2 separate regions of the Homo sapiens genome follow, and region 1 is linked to region 2. A link is an interaction called in ENCODE POLR2A ChIA-PET data of the cell type or tissue named here. Cell type or tissue: IMR-90. All regions are shown on one strand. Each heading gives the region's core, and the rest is flanking DNA. Links, peaks and the distances in the headings are about the cores only.

What was found. ChIA-PET counts read pairs that join two places held together with the same protein. Peaks named below come from ENCODE experiments on the same cell type or tissue, not always from the same donor. Only the 100,000 strongest peaks of a DNase experiment are listed, where the experiment ranks them.
Region 1: POLR2A ChIA-PET joins it to region 2 with 7 read pairs; 1 of 35 experiments calls an interaction of 5 or more read pairs at or near these places.

The regions. Positions count from the first base shown.
Region 1 is chr7:94,352,013-94,357,399 of GRCh38, forward strand. It overlaps LOC112267858 (a long non-coding RNA gene), which reads right to left. Exons shown (of 4, transcript XR_001745273.2): 1 at 3,030-5,387. Among named protein-coding and RNA genes, the nearest start is that of COL1A2-AS1, 37 kb to the right of the region's middle. In IMR-90, for the core only: no CTCF peak of the experiment used is centred there; no DNase peak of the experiment used is centred there; H3K27ac peaks cover 337 bases.
Region 2 is chr7:92,984,464-92,989,850 of GRCh38, forward strand. No RefSeq gene overlaps it. Among named protein-coding and RNA genes, the nearest start is that of SAMD9, 130 kb to the right of the region's middle. In IMR-90, for the core only: a CTCF peak has its summit at 3,812 (motif pointing left); DNase peaks (open chromatin) are centred at 2,808 and 3,798; H3K27ac peaks cover 781 bases.

The DNA.
Region 1 (5,387 bases), core at 211-5,210, 1.4 Mb after region 2:
CACTCAATTAGGAATTAAAATTTGTGTTCAATTCTTGGCTCAATCTCTTATTACACATATATATGATTTGGAGTAAAATACTTACCTAAGATCTCTTGAATTTTTTTCAACAATAAAATGGGTGTTAGTGATACTTGCCTTAATCGCCTCCCTATATAATTGAAACAATCAAATGAGATGATGTAGTTAATGTGCTTTGTAAATTGCATAGTGTTATGCAAATATAAGATACTAATTAAACACATTCAATAACAAAAATGCCTTTCATAGGAATTTCCCTCTCATCCTATGAGATGAAAAATTGCTTTAAATCTTTCCTATAAAAAGAGAGCATAAATAAATGACTATAATGATGCAGAAAGATCTTTCTTGTGACTACAAACCATCTGTACCTACCAAAAACAGCTACTAAAACTACAGAAATAAGGACATTCTTCCAGGTAGTTCTCTTCTCTTGTTTCATTGAGCTTTGGGGAAATATTTTTTAAGTTCTAGTCTATTCCTTTTAACTGGTTTCTGATGCACATATGAAGGATAACTCTCTAGATGCTTACTCTTTCCAGAAAGTATTTACTTAGAGAAAATTAGAATTTAATTTATACTGGATGATCAATATAGACCTTTATGCATGCAATACATCTAATACACCGCAACCAGATTAATTTCCCTAGTCAGTGATTAATTGCCTACTCTGTCCCTGGCTCTGGAGAAGGTGCCTGGAATACAACAAAGAGCATAATGGGCAGGGTCTCTGCCCTTCAAAATATCACATCCATAGTCTTGTTTCAGAGCTCATCTTTCTCAACCTCTGTGATATTTGATTTTGTTGCCACTTTGCCTTCTTGAAACTTTTTCTCTCTTGATTTTGAAGATATTATTCTTGCCTAATATAGCAGACACCACTGGCAAAGTGCTCCAACCTGCATTTCCAACCCCTTCTCCTTCGTTACCTTCCAGCTTTCAGTGTGACATGGTTTTGACCAATTAGATGTAAAGTGAAATCTACGCTAATGTTTCCACAAATATATAGGCATCACTGCTTCCACTTCCTCATTCTTTCTGCTAAAACGTAGACATAATTACCAGAGCTGTAGCTGACAACCTGCATCCAGGTCAAGAAAATGGCAAAACTTGGGGCTGATGGTGGTAATCTAAGCACTCGTCGTAACTATCCATGTTCAGACTTCTTGCTTTGTGAAAGAACTAAACAAACAAGAAACTCCTTTTGTTTAAGCCACTACGTTCAGGTTTTCTATTACTTGCAGCCAAATACGTTTCTAATTGACACACCCTGTTTCTCTTTTACTTATCTGTCCAATACTTATTTCCTCCAGAAACGTCACATTTTTTTTCTGTCTATTCTTTGGAGGTCAATTTTCAGCACCTTCTATGTATTCTTCCTGGGAAATCTCAATTCACCCATTCTACTTGTTCTTTCATTAAGTTATTCAACAAATAGAGATTAAAAGACTGCCACATGCCTGGCACTGCTCTGAGCACTAGGGATAGAACAGTGAACAGTAAAGCTTCCACCTTCATGGAAATTACAGTCTAGGAGTAAAATACAACCACCTAATTCTAATTCATTCTCAGTCACAGATTAAGTCTCTGCAGAGACCTCCCCAAACTTCCCAGTCTAAATTAGCATATCCTGCTAGATATTTTCATAGCATCCTGTGATTTTCCTTTCCATAGCATATATTTTTAGTTACATACTTCACTGTGTATTTATTTTACATCTTTCTCCTCCAGTAGAAAGTAAAGTGGTAATTAAGTCTTTTTATAACTATCCTATATCCAGTGTTTCACAGATTATCTAGCACATATTACGTGCTCAGTAAATACATGTTGATATTTGATGACTTCTCTAGACTTACATTTCAAATTACCTTCTGGGCATCTCCACATGAATATTCTGCAAGAGCTTTGAAACAAAAGACCCAAAATAGATTATATTTATATTTGCACTGAATTTTTTTTTTTTTGAGATGGAGTCTCGCTCTGTCACCCAGGCTGGAGTGCAGTGGTGCAATCTCAGCTCACTGCAACCTCCACCTCCTGGGTTCAAGCAATTGTCTGCCTCAACCTTCCAAGTAGCTGGGATTACAGGTGCCCGCCACCATGTCCGTCTTTCTTTTTTTATTTTTAGTAGAGACAGGGTTTCACCATCTTGGCCAGGATGGTCTTGAACTCCTGACCTCGTGATCCACCTGACTCGGCCTCCCAAAGTGCTGGTATTACAGGCATGAGCTACCATACCTGGCCTGCACTGAATTTTTATTCCCAGTTAATGGCATCACCAAAAACCAAAGTCAGAAACTTCAAAATCATCCCTACCATTGACTCCTCCACTCCCTCTCATCTCCAACTGGTACCTAAGAGCTCTATTTCTATCAATCTGATATTTCTTCACTCTCCCCTTCATTCCCATTAGTACTGTCCATACTTCTTTACTGCAGATCCTCATTTTGCCTGCATTACTACAGTATTACTATTACAGTAGGCTGCTCATTCGTCTTCCTGTGTACTTGAATCCCCTCCTTACTAATGCTCCTCAACTAACCAGGTATTATACCCATTTCGCAGATTGGAAAAACTAGCCTTTAAGAATTTAAGTAACTTTTTCCAGGTCACCCAATTAGTAAGTAGCAAAGCTGGAGTTTATACTGGCCTATATCCCTAATCAAGAGGCCTGGGAGAGACCTTCCAGACCTCAGCATGACAAAAACCCCCAATCCAGATGCCCTAAATTGTAAAGGTATGTTACACATGCATCACCCTCAGAAGTCTGCATATTTCCTGGGAAGAGATAAAAGGTCTTCTGCATTTCATCTCCCTCCACCTCCCACCTCTTGCCCAGCATGGCATTCTGCTCCATTATAAGCTATCAAAGGATTTTTCAGACAAGAAGGGGAGAAAGGAGAAAGAAAGATTAAAAAAAATGATTTATCCAAGGTAAAGAAATAAAGGAGGATCAAAGGTGATAAGACCTGAGGGAGAAAGAGATAGGAAGATAAAACATAACTCACTTTGTTTAGACTCTGGTTCAGAAGTTATGCCTTTGCAAAAACTGTTGGCTGGAATTTTGGCTGATGTTTTACTTAGTTCAGCACAAGGAAAATTTCAACTTGGCCTTCTCCTTGAGGAACATTTATGAAGAAATAAGAGTTATATGAAGATGTGAATGAGGAGTCAACTCACATATACCCTTACTTAAAGTGAAAGTTAGCAGCTAAGTGCCACCAAGTAAATCACCTGTCTTCTAAAAGCTCTGCCCTCTCCCCTTCAAAACAATTAGAGTCTAAAAACCCACATTGATTTCTCACTTTTTTTTTTTTTTTTTTTTTTTTACCATTTTATGCTCTAAGAGTAATTTGGGACTGTATCTGGGACTGTGGTATCTCCTCTATAGCAACTAAAAGGCTTTCAATCTGATAATTAACCTACCATGCCATTTCACCCAAATAATCTTCTGGAAATTTACCAATGTACTTCCAAATCTTTCATAGGCTGGCTTTGCCTCAGCACCACTAAATCACTCAGGATCATGTTTCTCACAGGCGGCGGCTGAAATAAAATATGCATACTATGTAATTGGAAAAAGATTCTGTCTCATTTTCCCCGGCTGTTCTTCCTTGTTGGCAATGCAGAGGGAAAGAAGGCAGCAAGAATGTCTTCCTGCTGACAACTTAGAAGACAAGCCATCATCACAGAGCCACATCAGCAGGGGCGGGCCTGAGTTCTCTGAAAGCATCTGATGGGGCCCTTCGCCCTGGGGACCCTCATCACACAGTCCGTTGATACTGAATGAGAGTTTCAATAAAGCAATATGGCGTGCAATTCCAAAACACATCCTAAGTGCCCTCTACTCATTGGCTCTTTTGCCTTGCTCTTTTTCAGCTTTTCCAAAAACAAAATGTTTACCTCCAGCCAAAGTGCCACATGTGCAGGGAAGGAACACATTCTGTGTTTACTTTTTATGGGTTTCCATAATCCTTGTAATAAAACATATTAAAATGAGAACCTTCTTCATTAGTCTGGGGTTTATACAGGAGATTATTTAAAATTTTATAAATTTACAATCACTTTTATTTTCAGTTCTCTATTATTCAGAATTTAATTGTTCATGAAATAATAATAGCTAGGACTTATTGTGCTCTCCATGTTCCAGGCACTGTTCTAAGTGTCTCATGTACATTAATTTTGTCCTCAAAACAATCCTATGAGGCGGGTGCTATTATTATCACTCCTATCTTTACAGACAAGGTAGTTGAAGCACAATGGGGTTAAATAATCTGCTGAGGTCATCAGCTAGTAAATACTACCAGTACCATATATGTGTTCACTGCTTCTTTCTTATTCCTTCTATGTTCCCTTTAGGGCCATTTTATCCATGTATTCTTTAGAGAATTCTTACCTTTAGAGAATGTTATCAATATATAGTAGAGATGCAATGCCAGGAGGCACACCCCAAAATTATGGAACCAAGGGAAATGAAGCAGGTTCAGAGAATCCTTCAGAGCATGTGCTAGAAGCAGTCAGTGCTCCCTGAATACCTGCTCTTCCCTTAATTTGCTAGCTTTCCTTGAAGTTGGATGAACCCATGTCACTAGTTCTGAGCAATGGTCTTCAAGCAGAAGTAAAGCCAAGTGAAAAAATGTACCTGGAAGACAGAGTGTTCAACGATATCAGATGCCACAGATAGATCAAATAAGGTGAGAATTGAGAATTGATTATGGGGTTTGGTAAAATGGAGGTCATCATCGACTTTGAAAAGAATAGTTTTTCTATAGAAATTCATTACGAGCATCACTGAATCAGACTATAAGGAACTACTTCACTAGTGAGTATAGAACTTAGGTCTATACAAGTTAGTCAATTATTGACATGGAGTTAGAGAGCCTAGATCCTTCCCCACTCAAACCTATGCTGTTCTCTCACCTAACCCACCAGAAGCCTGGTTTGCTTTCCTTGTTCCATTACACATCCATATACATATAGGTCACATTGTCAAAATTTTAATTATCGGCCCAAATTCTTTACTCTCCTCTAGTAGTGCTACACATCTGTACCCTTGCCATGGTCTTATGGATGTGTAATGTACTACTGAGCCCCTTAACTATGTGGTTGGTCATATTATTTACATTGGTCAATTGGACATTAGCAAAAACAACCTAGGTGGAAAAACTGAAATTTGCTTGAGCAATTGCACTTTCCCTCTGCAAGTCTACATAGCCCTGAGTCAGTCCACATACCCAGGATAGTTCACTGGTCCCATAGAGACACCCAAAGCTAACCACAGCCTGGAACGAAGTCTAGTCTACATGAGCCAAACTTCAGTCAACCTGCAGAAGCACAAGCGAGAAAGAAATGACTTTTTTGTTAGA
Region 2 (5,387 bases), core at 283-5,282:
GGTTCCCAGCTTTTAACACTATTGCACTGGAGATTAGGTGGCCACATATGAATTTGGGAGGACACAAACATTCAGATCATAGCAGCTCCTCATGAAGCTGGTGGTAGAATCAGCCAGACCCACCCGCAGGGACTGAGAGTTGGGAAAAAGTGGTTTCTCAAAGGAAAACTGAGGTATTCTTACTAGAAGAGGGAAGAGATGGTGGAAAAGCAAAAACAAGATGACCAATGTCTCTGATGTATTAGATCATAAGAATCATCAGAATGAGTGTTAAAACTGAGATTTCTGGGCCCTACTTCATTCTTATTGAATCAGAATCATTAGAGGAGTTGTCCAGAGATCAGGGGTTTAAATAAGATTAATTACTGCTCCATTTTAGTTATTGCTTTTCCTAAAATGTAAAGAAGTAATTGGAATCTTTTTTCTGTTCATATTAAGATATACTTCTTAGCTAGGTTCCATATCCAAGCTAAAGAGGGCTAAATAATTATTGATTGCATTTAGATTGTATAGATAAACACTTGAAATTTGGTATGGGGATTATCTGAAATACATATTGATACTTCTTCTTCTTCTATTTTTTTTTTTTTTTGACGGAGTCTTGCTCTGTCACCCAGGCTGGAGTGCAGTGGTGTGATCTCAGCTCACTGCAACCTCCCCTTCCCGAGTTCAAGTGATTCTCCCACCTCAGCCTCCCGAGTACCTGGGATTACAGGTGTGTGCCAACACACCCGGCTAATTTTTGTATTTTCAGTAGAGACGGGGTTTCACCATGTTAGCCAGTCTGGTTTTGAACTCTGGACCTAAAGTGATCCACCTGCCTTGGCCTCCCAAAGTGCCGGAATTACAGGCGTGAGCCACCGTGCCCGGCCCATATTGTTATTTCTTTAAACTACCATTTATCACCTTTTTTTACTTCTGCAGTGTAAAGCCAGGAACATGTTTTATTTTAAAAACAAAACAAAACAAAACAAAACTTTTCTAGTCCAACTCTCTTCTTCTCCCAAAAGGCAAAGATCAATAAATAGCTATACTATGGACTTATTAAAAGAGACCACATTTTTCACGTCTTGAATTGTACCATGCTCCTCTGTTATTATTTATTTATTTATTTATTTGTTTATTTAGAGATGGAATCTCACTCTGTCTCCAGGCTGGAGTGTAGTGGCATGATCTCGGCTCACTCCAACCTCCGCCTTCCAGGTTCAAGCAATTCCCCTGCTTCAGCCTCCCGAGTAGCTGGGACTACAGGCACATACCACCATGCCCAGCTAATTTTTGTACTTTTAGGAGAGATGGGGTTTCACCAAGTTGGATGGTCCCAATCTCTGGACCTTATGATCCACCTGCCTCGGCCTCCCAAAGTGCTGGGATTACAGGTGTGAGCCACCACGCCTGGCCTACTCTGTTATTATATCTGTTTAGGCTTCATCACTAGAAGAGAAGATATCCTCAGCAGATGAAAAGTCACAGCAGAGCACCAATTAATTATTTGCTGCTCATATGACTGATATAAGTGTGTGATGTGTGAAGTGGCTTTGAGATAGGTTTTCTGGCTCTGCTGCATGTTCAGGAAGATGTAGTGACTGCTCTTGAATCTATGCACCTGTGGATATGAGTTTTACAGCCAATATGTACCAATGCTAAAGGAATCCTAGCTACAACACAGACTTACATAAAATTAGCACCATGGATGGCATGTGCTTTGAGATGTCATTCGATAGCAAGAATAACAATAACAGCAATAATACCAACAACAAATTGAAGTAAAAATTGACAATTCATTTTTGCTATGTGTCTACCATTGTGTTAGACATTTTGTATGGGTAATTTCATTAAATCTTTACATGAACCCTATGAGGTAGTTGCTATAATTATCCCTATTTTATGGTGAGACAATGGCAGCACCAAGAAAATTTAGTAATCTACTAAAATCTACATAGCTATGAAATGGTTGAGACAGGATTTTAGGACAGTCAGTCAGTCTCCATCCATATCCACCTACCCTTTCCTCCTAGTGACTAATGGATTTACAATGACAGTGGGGATCCATTTGGTGGGGATATATTCAGTGAACACACAGGAGGACAAGATTAGCTGGATTGGATTAAGATGGAATTAATGACCTTGACTTCATTAACTCTGTACTCCACTCAGCTAAATAAGCCTAGTAGATCTGAATGTTTTGGAAAACTTGCCTCTGGGTTGAAGCCTCCTGGCCTGGAAAGAACAAGCTTTAGAAGGCCTTGCTGTCTGTTGTGGGATAGACAGATTAGGTTCACAGAATGAGGGCAAATGAACATGCAAGTGATCAACTGTACTCTTTATAAACTCAATGAAAGCAAGAACAGAGCTCATTCATTTCTGGCCACCACCAGGAAGCTCTCATTTTTTTAGCCTGTGTCTCCAGGGAAGGTTGTTATTTTCATAAAAAATTTATCTCCATATTCATTTTATTTCTTTAAAAATAATGGTGGATTGTTTGAAAACTTTTCTCAGTCTTTTTATTAGCTTCTTGGAAAGTTAGAAGTAGCCCTATGATCTCTAAAATTGGTTTGAATTAGGTGCACAATTAAAAGTTCATCAAATTGGGAAAGATTTGAACTTTCTAACACTGGTTTATCATCATTTTTCTAAAACCAGTATCAACAAAAGAAAAAGGGAAAGCCTACTTCAAGGATCCTATGCAAAGAGCTCTCAGTTTTTTTTCTTGTAATTATTGTCAGCCCTTAAATGTACACATCTGTTGCAATAAGCAAGAGTTGTGGCATGCTCTGTGAAGATGGGCCAAACCTCCTGCAGAACTGTGTGAATGGAATTCAGTATACACTGAAGCCTGAAAATATCATAAGAGCATTCCATTCTTCTCATGTGACTTTTCTTTCTTATTCAGCTGTATTTGGATCTCTGTGGGGAGCAAGTAACAGACTGTGGATTCAATGAAATGGAAAAGCAGGAGAGACTTCCAGAGAGCCTCTTTCCATCCTTCAAGGTCTTCATTTGTCTATAACACTTGATAGATCAGTTTAGTCCAGAATTCACTGATACACAAGAGATTGACCTGCCCTATTATGCTAACATAGAAAGCCCCAAATCAAAACCCCTGCCACTGACCCCGGGCCCCAAGCTCTAGGAGCTGTGAGGTTGAGACAAGAAATTGTGAGAGTCAACAATGGCACTGACAACCATACGTTATTGACTCAGACTGATTGAAAATTAAAGCACCAACCCCAGAGGAAAATTTGCAAAGAAATCAGGATGTGCTCAGATGCTCTGAATTCCTAAGCTCTTGCTTTTGCCTTGACTGGATCATTATAAGTAAAGACAAGTAGAAAAGCTACAAAGTGCATTAGTAAGTTCTTCTCCCTTTTGAAAAGTTGTCATTGACTAAGGTCCTATGTGGAAAACCAGGATGGGATTCGGAGGTTTAACATTAAGTGGAGTCTCTGCCCTTCAACTGATGTGACTTTAGGGAATTCATGTCACTGCTTGATGTCTCTGTTTCAAATTTGTAAAAAGTGAGATAATTATATTTTCTTCCTTCCTGATTTTCCAAGATGATTATCAGTCAGGTTGTGGACAACAATGTGTTGAATTCTGAGCAAAGAAGGCTCCCATGAGATTCAAAAGAATACCTTTTCCCTTACTGTTGTATTTTTCTTTCAGTGTAGTTTGCCTCTAACAGACAACAAAGTAGCACAGATATGTCCTGTCTTGTTCCTGGTATCTTTCTTCTCTCCAAAACATTATCAGTGACTCACCAATAGGAAAACAGAGCTTGGGAGATGGGATTTGTCAGTTAACTTGCACTCCCTCTGCTGGTTGGATGCCTTGTATTTATTTTTCCATGACTCCCAGGCTGTAAGGTTTATTTACTTGTTTTCAGTAAACTTGGAAATTATGCATATTTTTGGAGAGTAATCAACTTAGAATGAATTTGCAATATTCTATGTTTTCCAGTATCTGGAAGTGTTGCCATTTTATTTAGTACAAATGTAAAGGCCAGGTTCATAAAACTGTTTTATCAAGGCAGTATTATCAGGAATTAGCAACTCTATCCAACTCCAACTTTCTATTGGTACCCATGAACAAAGGGGTAAGAAATAAGTACTTATCTGACATCGGCTATCAGTCATTGTCCTTAAAACACTGGAGGAGTAGCTCAGTGCACACAGGAGCAGTCTGATAAAAGCAGCCAGAGCCATCAACTATGTTTACATTAATGAGTTCATAGTAATATGGAAAAATAAACTGATCGGTTATCTTCAGAGGATGATAGAGAAACAATTCATTATTTTGAAAACTGGAAAATAAAGGGAAAGACAAAGCAATTATCCTGTCTTTTCTGTGTGAATTATAGTATGGGGGTAATCTAAAGTAAAGGAAAGGAGTATTTCTTTTTAAAAGTATTCTAGGCAGTAAATGTAAAAGAAATGATAGAATTAGAATATAATTATTCTTCAATCCCTAATCAATTAATGGATCTAGGCATCAAGCATCAAAGGCTACTGACATCACATAAAGAGGTACATCTCGTACCTCCCAATGAAAGAACATACCACCACCTATGAACTTGCCAAAGGTGTTGAATTTGAGTCTGATCAATTCCCTGGATCCAGTTGCCAATTTGCGAAAGACAGAGGAAATGTTGAAATGTAGCATGAGTGTGCATTCAGCAAAATCCAGACTGAGGGAAATTCTACAGGTCAAATGCCCTGAGTTCTTCAACACATATATTGCAAAGAAAAGACATGGATAGAGAAGTCTCTAGAATAAAGGTGACTTAAGAGACATGTCCTTTTTTTCTTTTTTTTAAGGGCAAGTCTTAACCAGAGTGTCTAAGATGCCTCTGTGTGTGATAATACTGTGAAGAAACAGAAGGAAGTGATTACCGTGCTAGTTAGGTTGTGGTTATTTCTGGGAAGAGGGAGGGCACTGAGATTGGAATGAGGCTAATGGAGGTGCTTCAGGGATGCTGACAAACTTTTATTTATTGACCTGGGTGGCAGTTATTGGGTGTTCACCTTATAACTAATTAAGGTATGAATTTGTGTGGGTTTTTTGTTTTATTTTACCATGACAAGTTTTTTTTAAAAAGGCCTCCAGGATGGCCAGCCGCAGTGGCTCACGCTTGTAATCCCAGTACTTTGGGAGGCCGAGGTGGGCGGATCAGCTGAGGTCAGGAGTTCAAGACCAGCCTGGCCAACATGGTGAAACCCTGTCTCTACCAAAAATACAAAAATTAGCTGGGCATGGTGGAACGTGCCTGTAGTCCCAGCTACTCGGGAGGTTGAGGCAGGAGAATCGCTTGAATCCGGGAGGGGAGGTTGCAGGGAGCCGAGATCGCACCACTGCACTCCAGCCTGGGCAACAAGAGCGAAAACTCC